2 separate regions of the Mus musculus genome follow, and region 1 is linked to region 2. The links are chromatin contacts, found by POLR2A ChIA-PET in ENCODE. All regions are on one chromosome and are shown on one strand. The core of a region is the stretch at or near the end of the contact, and the rest is flanking DNA. Distances in the headings are between cores, read along the strand shown. Region 1 has its middle 34 kb from the start of 1110002E22Rik. Region 2 holds the start of Trmt10a (tRNA methyltransferase 10A).

The links. ChIA-PET counts read pairs that join two places held with the same protein, here RNA polymerase II (POLR2A).
Region 1: POLR2A ChIA-PET joins it to region 2 with 61 read pairs in Patski. The contact joins the enhancer-like site here to the promoter of Trmt10a in region 2. POLR2A ChIA-PET finds 5 or more read pairs at or near these places in 2 of 5 experiments (Patski and embryonic stem cell).

The regions. Positions count from the first base shown.
Region 1 is chr3:138,024,927-138,030,697 of GRCm38, forward strand. No RefSeq gene overlaps it. Among named protein-coding and RNA genes, the nearest start is that of 1110002E22Rik, 34 kb to the right of the region's middle. Within about 2 kb of position 1,570, at least 1 of the 3 ENCODE cell types and tissues checked has a DNase peak (open chromatin) inside an H3K27ac peak, as active enhancers do.
Region 2 is chr3:138,139,466-138,146,032 of GRCm38, forward strand. It overlaps Trmt10a (tRNA methyltransferase 10A), which reads left to right and starts at 3,983. Exons shown (of 8, transcript NM_175389.5): 1 at 3,983-4,131. It also overlaps a transcript of Mttp not described here.

The DNA.
Region 1 (5,771 bases), core at 320-2,819, 120 kb before region 2:
TAGAAATGTATTATCTGGCTCATTTCTTGCTGAGGACACTATAACTACTCAGCTGACCTTGGCAGTGCAATCTTAACAGGATGACACATGTTAGAAAAGTCATGTGAAGCCTAAAATGTTTAACAGGAGGGTAACTAAGCATCATACATGCATGTATATACACATCTAAAGTCCCCTTCATTTTTCATGTTTTCTCCTTGAAACAAATGGTGGATACCTTTAAGAATAATACACATGACAAAACAAAGTAAACATTGTCTCTAAACGACACAAACACTGTATCCATGCATAGCTTTCTAGATGCAATGCTAATTCTTCATCTCAACCTGGCCAAAAAACAAAACAAAACAAAACAAAACAAAAAAAAACCCAAACCAAAACAAAACAATAGGCAGACATAAGATGCCTGCATGAGGAGAGAGATTAGAATTTTGCAACATGTAGGATAAGGGTTGGAAGGAAATATAATGTCAGTCTTTATTATTCTGTCCAATATGGGTAGGTTAAGGTGGGATTTATCTGACATCACTGTGAATGCTATTATCTCTAGCAAAATGAGGCTTGTGGGTTTCTGTATACATATGAATATTACATCTCTTCAAAAGCACTTGACACAAATTGAATGCTCTTCTGCTTTTCTTTCTGTTGCTCTGATGAAACACTGTGATCCAAAGCAGCTCTCAGTAGAACGGGTTTATTTGGTTTACAGGCCAGAATTTGTCCTGGTGTGATGTTAGGGCAGGAATTCAAGGCAGGAACCTGGAGGCAGGAACTGTTTAAGGAGCCCTGTTTGCTGACTACTCTCTGGCTCTCTGAGTTTTCTTATGCAGCACAGACCATCAGCCTGTGGTACTGCCCATTGTGGACTGGCCCTCTTGGTCCAACTCATAATCAAGACAATCCCCTCCCAGATATGCTCACAGGCCAATCTCACCTAGGCAATTTCCCAGACAAGGCTCTCTCCTCTCAGATGACTCTTGGTTGTGTCAAGTTGACAGTGAAAACTAACCAGGGCAAATACTAGGTTATTGAGTAGCTGGTTGCTTTTGGAGTATTGATCATTTTCTGACATTAGATGGCTTTCCCTTACTTGCTCATTATCTGTTAATACCACTAAGCTGTATGTTTCAAATGTCTTGGTTCTCTCCATACTCCCAATACCTATCCCAGTACTTGATATTTATTATAGTAAGGTGGTTGCACCATTTTTGAGTATGTAATAACACAAAATAGACAACCAAATGACTGGATATTTTATAGACAATTTCTACAACCAATAACCAACCCCCTTTCATCAACTCTTCTCTTCTCCTTTGCTCCTCCTCAGCCTTTCACCCAGTCCATCTCTTGGCCTCTCCGTGGCTTCAGCTCTCTGAAGGTTCACCCACAGCTTCATACACATGAAGTGAGGCAAGCATATTTCGGTCTCAGCGCTTTACCAACAACGGACGGTTTGGTTCTAATTGCAGTCACCTTTCACTGCAGTGAGCACGTCTGTCCTATTCGGCATATTTAGCACTGTGTTCTTCTGCACAGCGTGATCACTGGACAACAGGAAGTGCTGATGGAGTGGAGGAAAGCGCTTGCTTGGCAGCTATTTATAGCACTTTTGAGAACCGAGCTGCACAGGAGTCAGACTGCCTCCAAACCAATGATCTGTGTGCTAGCCAGGAGCCAGGAGCTTCTGGCAGCCCTACAGCACTGTCTTGTGAACAGCGCTTGCTGACTTGTGTTTCCTTGCCTTTCCCCAAAGTACAGGCTGGTTTCGCTCTCATAAAACCCATCATTTTACCCACTAGAATCCCATGAGTTAGATATAGCTTGATAAATTAACATTTCATTACTACATGCACGGTGACAGCTCATGAAATTTATTTTATTTGTTATTATTATTAAAATGAAAAGGATTTCACAAAATGCACCCACACTCTCCCCATATACAAATTTTTGCATAGTGATGAGATAATAGGATTAAAAAAAATTCAAGATCTAAGAACGGTGGCAGCTTTGACATTTAAGAACCAAGGAAGGAAATATTAGGAGTAGATATTTTATTTGTTAATGAAACTCTACCTTCCAGAGAGTTCTAAATGTGTACCCTTGGTGTAATGGACTTCAGGTTTTTTAGTATTAGTGTTTGTTAATCAATTATTAATGGTGAAACTGAATAACTATAACAGTACAACTTCTATAGGTTTGAAGCCTAGTGTCTGAAAACCGAAAAGGTTTTCTATTCGCCCTTGCAACACCCCACTTATCAACAAAATCCAACCCCATGATGCAAGGATGCTAATTATCCTTTTCTGTCTATGCACTTTGCTGTGGAATTCCTAACATGTCTGATTTGAGGTTGTTTGGACTTAGATTCAGGAACATGTGAGACTAATAATCCCAAAGTTCTCCACTAGGTATCACATATGCATACGTAAATATTTAGTTGCAAGGTACCTACTGGCAAGAGATCCCAACCTCCCTATTTTATGAATGGGGACTCTATGTCCAGAAAAATATAGTGACCTGCCAAAGGTCTTACTGCTCGGTTAGTAGCAAGGATAGAAATAGACTCAGTTCCAGGGTTCTCAGGCTCCAGCTTCTCACAGGCATTCTCTGCCTCTGCCTTTTCCTGGCCTCCCTATGAACCCCCCCCCCCCACATCCACACCCACCACAAGGTCAGTTACCATAGGATTCTCCTCTGTCTTCTTAGGCACCGTTTCAAATCTAACACCGCAACGTCCTTGGCTTTCACCTTCAGTTTGGATTCAATCTTTGGGCAGTTTTTCTAAGCAACACCCAGAATACATATTATGTCTCCACAAGACTTGGCAATTCACCGTGGTAAAAAGAGTGAGTCACCAATTTTCAGTCAGAGAGGAACAACATCTTTCAGGGAAGAGATGGTTGGAGCTGTTTTCAGATGGCATAGCCTGAGATATGCTACTGTCATACTGTGAACTGAGGCCAGAGACTACCAAAGATCAGCTATGCAAGAAGAAGCCCAGGCCCACGTAGTCAATAGGGCTAACACCCAAAACACTGGGGCTAAATACACACCATTGTTCTCTTCAGAAGCTCTGTTCTCCCTAACTCAAGATGTTGGAAGAACACTTAGCTCAGTGGTCTGAAGACTTAGAGTCAAAAGACCAAAGCTCAGGCCCCACACTAACAACTTCCTGTGACCTTTGTAAAATCACTTAAGTATTTGCAGCTTCAGCTTGCTTATCTCTGAGATGTGGTGGGAGATAATTAGCCTGGTTCTTTCACCTGGCTGCAGTGAGCAGCAAAGGAGATAGTGAGCCCTGTAAAACATTACAGAAAAGCAAAGCTACAGCACTGCCTTTCTTAGTAGCACTGCCCTTTACCAAATGCAGACATTTATCAACATCCACCCTGGTCTCACCAAACAACAGGCTCTTTGAATTATCATCTGTCTCCATTTCTCTCTCTTTCTCTCTCTGATCCCTGTCTTTCTGTCTCTGTCTCTCTTTGTCTCTCTCTGTCTCTGTAGGTGTGTGTATATGTATGTGTGTGTGTGTGTGTGTGTGTGTGTGTGTGTGTGTGTGTGTGTTGCTGTGAATGGAATATAGATCCCCATGCACACTAGGTGAAACACTCTACCTCCAAGCTATTCCTCTAACTCCAGCCTACATATTCCAATTTTATTCCAGCCACTGAGTAAGAGAGCACAAGGCTGTGTGCTCTAACCAGGCTCAGCTCCTATCCCATCATTGTACAAATCCAGACTATAGACTTCCAACACTAATGCTTACGATGGGAGTGATTGAGGAGCAAAAACAAGGAAACAAACTAGACAAGACCTCCCTACATGAATTATGCAGAGATCTGAGTTTGCTTGTACTCTCTGAACTCTCACACAAAATGAACTGGATCATCCTAATGGGTTTTCCTATCCCTTCCTAGGGCCTTCGAGCACACTCTTTCAAGTTTTGCTTCACTTGACAGTCAACATTTAAAGCTTTGGGCTATAACACAGAGTGACAAAGTTTACTCTGCGAAATCACACATAAGGATGGACTGTACCCCTTTAACTGTTCCGAAAGACTAGGTTTTCTAGGAAAACCTCTTTCTAGTGCACAAAAAAATCCCGCATCTTCTGCTCTTTCTTTCATTGAGCTCCATCTAATGGCAACCCCGTGCTCTTCAATAGTGAGGGAGATTAGCTGCTTCCGATATCTGCATCCCCACCTCCATCCCCTATCCCCAGAGGTTGGGGTAGGTTGCTCCAAGCTTTCTCTGTAGTAGGGGTCCATCACCTGCTGCTTTAGGGTTTTACCACTCATTTCTGACTTCATTTCTGGGTGAAAAAGAAAAACGTGTGCTTTAGCTTAAACATACTGCAAAGCAAGCACACCTCTGTGTACCTGCTCCGAGTTGCAACCGTCAGGGCTTGGAGCCATCCAACCCTTCTCACTGTTGTCAGACAAGAACACAGGATTGAGAATGGTGTGGCCAGAAGGCCTGGCTAGCAGCCCCTTACTGCGCTGCTTTGTAACAGTGAAGCAAGGTGTGAGTCTACAGAAAAGACACGCTGTAGTGGACACGCATTTCCAGAGGGAAATAGCAAGAGCCAAGTCATGATGGCTCATTATGGTTACTCTGTTTCTCAGAGCTGACAGACCCAGAGTCCCTGCTTGGAGGCTGTCATCCAGGAGCTGCTGACTGCATGCTCTGCTGAGTCACTGGCCTTGGCAAGATGCGTTGGCTGAGACCCGGTAGGCAGGTGATGGACAGAGAAAACAGCTCTTTACACCACCCTGTTCTTTACCCTGCATCCCTTTCATAAGACTCACTTTTTATTTTAGTCCCTCCCCTCAAGTGATGGACAGAATAAAGCCTTCTAAATCAACTTGTTCTTTAAACTGTGTCTGCCTCATAAAACTCAACTGCCATTTTTTCCTCAATCTTTCTATATGGTTTCTTGATATGTGTTTATCTTTAAGTTTAGTGTGTGTGTGTGTGTGTACACACATGAGAGTGAGAGCACACTTGACACTGTGCAGGTCAAAGAACAATTGTTCAGGAGTCAGTCAGTTCGTTCCTTCCAGGGTCAGACCTGGGGATTGAACTCAGGTCACCAACCTTGTGCTGCAAGCGCTTTTTACCTACACAGACATCTTGCAGACTGGCCCTCAGTTCTGTTCCTTATATCTGAGCCAGTGTTGAAAGCACATTTATTCAGAGATGTCATAACCTAAAAATGAATACCTCGAAGTCCTATTCTCCGGTGTGACTCTAGAAAAAAAGATCTTTAAAGAGGTACACAATTAAATTAAATGAGGAGGTCGCTTAGGTAGGTCTAATCTGATAGGGTGTGTGGCCTTTTAGGGAGGGATTAAGATATAGGCAAGGATTCATAGAATATGACTATGTGAACAAAGAAAATCCACCCACCTGAGTCAGGCAGTTGTGACCATAGCTGACTCCAGGGAGGAGAGTCTTTGTTTCTTCCTTTCTCCACTCTTGCCCCACCCCCTCTAAGCACGAAGGCATATGAGTGTGTATGTAGAGAAACATACCTTCCCCCACACCCCCACACCCCTGCCTGGGAATATTTATACCCTCCATCAGTACTAGTTTGGGAAAGTTAACCCAGTACCAGAAATGACATAATTCAGAATTAAATGAGCAGGACCCATCCCAGGCACCTGGTCCCACATCCCTGACAAGTGCACCACACTAGGGTGTCCGTGCAGTCAGATGAACTCAGCTGCCAACTGAGGTGGGCTCCTTCAGGAAGCTGCGCCAACTCCC
Region 2 (6,567 bases), core at 2,733-5,232:
TAAAATATTCACTGTGGTTGTAGGAGGGCAGAAGACACCTAGAGCACCAGTCAAGTGGCTGGCCACTACAGGAGCCACTACTACGTGCAAGTATACAGTGGGGAAAGGGGAAAGGGGAAAGGAAGAGAACTTGTGTGGTTTGAGCATTATGAAGGGCATAACTGGATTCACCAGGATAGAGAGGAATAGCCTGATGTGAGTAGCCTGCCCTGCCACAGGAGGCCATGATGAAGTCCCAGCCTTTGCTCTCATGGAGGGTCATGTCCACAGCCATGCAGCATCAGTGGTCTGTGTCGATGTCCTTGACTTATATTACCACCAAAAGACATGCAGACATCTCTGGGCTGGGCTGCTGCCTGGACCATGATGTCCATGGCCTGTGCAGAGTTGGCCTGGCCCCTCACCAGCAGCTTGGGAGAGGGGCCCTGCACCTCAACCGAGCAGCACGGTAGAGCTGGCCCAAGTGGCAAAGGCATGTGAGACAGCCTCGAGGTCGTGATAAGGAAAAAATCTGGCTGCAACCTTTGCCAGCTGGCTAAGATCAAAAATTCAGGTGACAGCAGATGCTGGCGAGGATGTGGAGAAAGAGGAACACTCCTCCATTGTTGGTGGGATTGCAAGCTTGTACAACCACTCTGGAAATCAGTCTGGCAGTTCCTCAGAAAATTGGACATAGTACTACTGGAGGATCCAGCAATACCTCTCCTGGGCATATATCCAGAAGATGTCCCAACCGGTAAGAAGGACACATGCTCCACTATGTTCATAGCAGCCTTATTTATAATAGCCAGAAGCTGGAAAGAACCCAGATGCCCCTCAACAGAGGAATGGATACAGAAAATGTGGTACATTTACACAATGGAGTACTACTCAGCTATTAAAAAGAATGAATTTATGAAATTCCTAGGCAAATGGATGGACCTGGAGGGCATCATCCTGAGTGAGGTAACCCAATCACAAAGGAACTCGTACAATATGTACTCACTGATAAGTGGATATTAGCCCAGAAACTTAGGATACACAAGATATAAGATACAATTTGCTAAACGCATGAAACTCAAGAAGAACGAAGACCAAAGTGTGGACACTTTGCCCCTTCCTAGAAATGGGAACAAAACACCCATGGAAGGAGTTACTAGACAAAGTTTGGAGCTGTGACGAAAGGATGGACCATCTAGTAATTGCCATATCCAGGGATCCATCCCATAATCAGCTTCCAAATGCTGACACCATTGCATACACTAGCAAGATTTTGCTGTAAGGACCCAGATATAGCTGTCTCTTGTGAGACTATGCCAGGGCCTAGCAAACACAGAAGTGGATGCTCACAGTCAGCTATTGGATGGGTCACATGGCCCCCAATGGAGGAGCTAGAGAAAGTACCCAAGGAGCTAAAGGGAACTGCAACCCTATAGGTGGAACAACAATATGAACTAACCAGTACCCTGGAGCTCTTGTCTCTAGCTGCATATGTATCAAAAGATGGCCTAGTCGGCCATCACTGGAAAGAGAGGCCCTTTGGACTTGCAAACTATATGCCCCAGTACAGGGGAATGCCAGGGCCAAAAAGGGGGAGTGGGTGGGTAGGGGATTGGGGGTGGGTGGGTATGGGGGACTTTTGGGATAGCATTGGAAATGTAAACGAGGACAATACCTAATTAAAAAAAAAAAACAATCAACCAGATTGACTTGGAACTTCGAGTGTCTGTGCAATGTTCACAATCGCACTTACAACCATGTGCTGTGTCCTAGAACTCTGATCTGCCAGTAGCCCTCTTCCTACTGTACAGTCTGCAGTCAAAGAGCTGGCTGCCAGCTCTATGAAATTGGCACACAGATATGATTTGTGTAGGATGTCCAATGTTTATTCGTGATTAAATTGCATAAACCTTAATTTTTCTATAAATGTTACTGCATACATTTAAGGCATAGGACATGACACTGTGAGCTACACATGACCAGGAGAAAGCCCACTATAGTGAAGCCACTTAACATGTCACATCGCTCACAGACAGCCAACTACTGTTTCCTTTGTGATGAAATCATCTAAAACCTACTTCATTAGTATGAAAATAATATACGGTTCGTAGGTTACACATTTACTCTCTCGTGTGTTTATCTTACACGTTACTTCACTCTTCTTCCTGATAACTGCTGCTTTATCCCCTAAACCCAAACCTGTGTCTAACTCATTTCGCAGCACAGCGACTCCTAAGCCCATCCATACTTAGGCAGACTCCCCAGACTCCGCAGATATTCAAATCCAAGCTTGCTATGTTTGCTTAAAATCCAGTTTTCTTCTAGTATTCTCTAAATTACCCAATTAATAGAATTATATTTCTACCACTGTTCACATTAGAAAGCTGGGTAGAGCCCTTCTTCCTTACTCCACCACTGCTCATCAATGTGTAAAACCTTCACGTTTGGCTCTTTGCTTTCACTGCCCCCAGCTTTGAAATTCTTCATTTAAAAAAATGTTTACTTTCCAAGATGGAGCAAAATTACAAAATCTCCGACACTATGTGCTCAAGAAACATTCATGTCTTCCTTTCTATCTACAGGCATCTTAAGTATGTATTCACTTCTGGATCCTCTACTTCTTTGATGGAGACAATCATTTAGTCATTGCTGTACAAAATCCTAAGCCAAAGACAATGAACTGTCAACTGTGTTAAACAAGCCTGAGTTTTATAAATCAATGACTTCCTTACATCACAGGACTTTATCTTAAACTTTTATATGCTTCTTTGGCTAAACTGCAGTTTTTACTCGTACCTTTTTTTTTTTTTTTTTTTCATACTTTGGATTGATTCTGCAACCATGAGATCAAATAACCAAGTCAAATTTGGTCACATCATAAAAATGAGGATTTTTCTCCTAACTTAAAAACTCTTTTAGATATCAAGGATGCTAGGCATTACCTCTAAAACTGTACCGTTATTTTAAAGACAGATCCCATAAGGGCAACAGAACAGCTGCTGAAAGATCTGGCACACCACTCTGCCAGCCTGAATTTAATGACCTACATGTGAAGGGCTCCATATCCAGTTACTAACCCTCCCTCAGCTACTCTCTGCCCTGATACGGAGGCAGCCGAAAAAAGATGCCCTACTAACAGCTCATAAGTGGATTCACATTTTACTGCCAATGTTCAGTTAACAGAAATCTCTAAGATTTGAGAGATCCACAACACAGAGCATGTGATCCACATCTTTTTCCAAATAAAAACAGAGTTTAAAAAAGATCTCCCCCACACACTAAATTCAGAGACGATTCAGTTCATTTAAGAGCCTGTAACAAGTTCAAAAGGTCAAGCAACAAGAAAAATCTAATGATGGGTCTTTATTTGAAAAATAGTTTTTTATCTGCAAATTCTACAGATTCATCCATCAGAAAAGCCAAATTAAAACAAAACAACTACAAAAAGACCAACCTACCCAACTGTTTGGTTTTTCTTTTTCCCTCGGTTGACTTGGTCTATATTTAGCAAAAAGATTATATAAGGTCAAGTATTTACAAACGATGAAATATCACTAGTGTTTTGCAAAACAGCATAAACAAAACCTCAAAGGATGGACTGTAAAGTATTATGTTTTACTAAGGACATAAAAAGAAAACTTTAAAATTCCTAAGTTCGATGAATTTCTATTAAAAATTTCAGTTTACAATTTTTTCACTTATGAAAGACCATTGGTAACTTTCTTACATAAATTAGAAGTACGTTGGGCAATACTAGATCATCCTCTCAACGCAGAAAAAAATAAGAGCATTTCGTCTGTTTCGCATTTCAATTTCTTTCAGTGGGGCGATCTTCGCCTCGAGACCCGAGCTTACACAGGCCTGTGGGTAGAAATGCAACGCTTGACCGGGAAAAACGCCTCGCGGTAGCCACTAACCATTCCCGCAAAACCCAGGCCCAGACCCCGCCCCCTACAGGCTCCTCCTCTTTCTCCGGTTTGGAGTTAGCGCAGTCCGATGACGTAAGCCGTAAGTGCCGTAACCGGGCGCGCAACCACCGCCTCTGCCTCTGGGAGTTGAAGTTTCTGAAGGAGGACGACCGCGTGGAGCCGAGAACACTTCAGAAAGGCTTTCTAACCGCACCCCGGCGTTCCCCACCGGCCCCGCGGCACGGTAAATATGGCACTGCGGCTGTCGTGCCCCTGCCCGTTGGTATCCTTTCGGATGCCAAAGGAGCGTGAGCTACCCTAGCCTCCGCTGCAACCAAGGCTTCCGGAGTAGAGGGTGAGGGCCTGGGAAGTAGTTGCCGGTTTGCGGAGGAAGTGGCGTCAGGTGTGCGTTTTCCACGCCCCTCGCCACTCACGTGCCGTCTTCCAGAGTCGTGATTGGTCAGCTGCGGTTCGTTCGCGGGCGCAGGGCCCCGCTCGGGGCGTGCGCGCGCCCGGTTGTCGCCGCGGTGTGCGCTCCGGGTTTCTGTTGTTTAGGAGAGTCCCTACCGGAAGTGTGGCAGAAAGGAGCCATGTGGAGTCTCAGGGTAGCTTGTCGCAACGCTGCGTTGCGCCTAGAGGGCAGGCGAGCCGTTTTCCCTTCTTTTCCTCTTTTTCCTTCCCTGGGTCAGGCCGTCGCATGTAAGGGCGCCGAGGGGCAGTTGCTGCCCAGGCGGCTCGGCCTCGTGGTCAGCTGAGGATGAGGTTAAGATGGACGCGTTACCGGTTGCCACTGAAATATTTTGTGTTTAAAATGTGGTTGCGTGTCCGGAGATGTAAAATTACTCATTTAAAAAAAAAAAAAAAAAAAAGCTCTCCTGAGATTCCCTCCCAAGCCAGAACTCAAGCCAAAGGGACTTTGACAACTGAACAAAGGGCTATTGCTACTGCGGTACAGACCAACGCGTTTAAAAATAAAAAAAAATAAAATAACATAAAAATACCCTGAAGTAGGCATGTATTGATTTTAGAGTTACCGAAAAGAAAGCTTAAAGACTACGAGGGCCGTTTTAGTCGATTTGATAACAGCCGGGTTTTTGTCTTTGGCATTAAGTGACGTATGCTCTTCCCCACACCAGATAGTCTTTGTCAGTATTACTCAGTTTTGAGTTTTGTAATCCTGTCTGATAACTTATATCCAAGAATTAACCATCCAGGTTTTTTCTTTTTAAGATATGCTAAAGTAAAGTCTCAGAGTTGTTTTATCTTTCTGTAAAATGTTCTTAAATACTTGTTAGACTTGGATTAGTGGATTAAAATGTGCTTTAAGCATCACTGCTGGTCTGGGAGAAGCCTCAGACTCGCTGCCATAGAGATTCACCTCGTGACCCAAACTAAAGCCGTGTGTTCAAAAGTGCCGTGTTTTACATAATGCATCAAATTCTTACTCTATTACTTAGTAGACAGTCGGAGCGGAAGCTATCTTGGTGAAGTCTAGACAAAACAAGACAGCCAGCTAGTATTTTATCTGCATTCATGTATTTTATAAAATGAAACATATTTCATGTGTTGTTCAGTAGTCTGGCTTATTTAATCAAAGCTTAGGAAACACCCAGTACAGTGTTTCAAGAATTGATAAAACACATTAATGTTAGGACAAGCTCACGATAGGCTGCTCAAAGATGTTACTATTCTGTGATAGGTCAAGTTAAATTTAACTGGAGACATTTTAGATGTGAAAGACAAAGGCTCCCCCTGGTGTCAGAGAGCTGTAAAACACGGCTTTTGTAATTCTCACAGTTAAGGCAGCTCAACACTTCAAAATTTTGAACATAGAGAAACTACTGAAAAGTATTGCCACGGATAAATATTGCTTTGTTTCATAGGAATTTAGTACTAGAGACCAGAGGAGTTAGTAACTTTGAAATTACTCTCTTCGTTTTCTTTTAGAATTCTATGAAATCCCATATCTACTCAAGTTATCCTCTCGGTTTGGAATAAGTCAACTGAGTTTCAAGTTTCAGAGCTGTGCTCTCTTGAAAATATGTTTCATAAAATGTTTTCCTGTTAATTTCAATTTTGCTTTTAAGTTTGCATTACTGAGTCTTGTTTTTTCCACTATTCATGCCTTTGGGCATATACATTTTTGAGTTTTATTTAATGCCTTTAGAGCCATCTGTCAACAGTGTGCAGTAGCACTCTCCCTTCAGAATTCCCCCATCCTCAGGGTTTTAGGTTACTGGGAAGTTTTGGTGTTGGATCTGGGTTTGAGTAATAATACACAATTTCATCCCTTTAATCAGTATATTCTCTCTGCTAGATTTGTTTGAGATGCTTTTTTTCATAGGAATTTAGTACTAGAGACCAGAGGAGTTAGTAACTTTGAAATTACTCTCTTCATTTTCTTTTAGACTCCTATGAAATCCCTTATCTACTCAGTTATCCTCTCAGTTTGGAATAAGTCAACTGAGTTTCAAGTAACGTGACACTGCACTTTCAAAGAAATCGAGAAGCATAGAGTAAAGCTATTGTTTAAGTTCTGCAAAAGTGTTGTCCTCATTATTACATCTCGAAGAGTAATTGTGTTGTTGTTTGTTTTTGTTTTGGCTTAGATTATCGTTTGTTTGCTTAGATTAACTAGCTAGCTCTGTAAGAATGAAGAATCTCAGAATGTTTCTTAAGG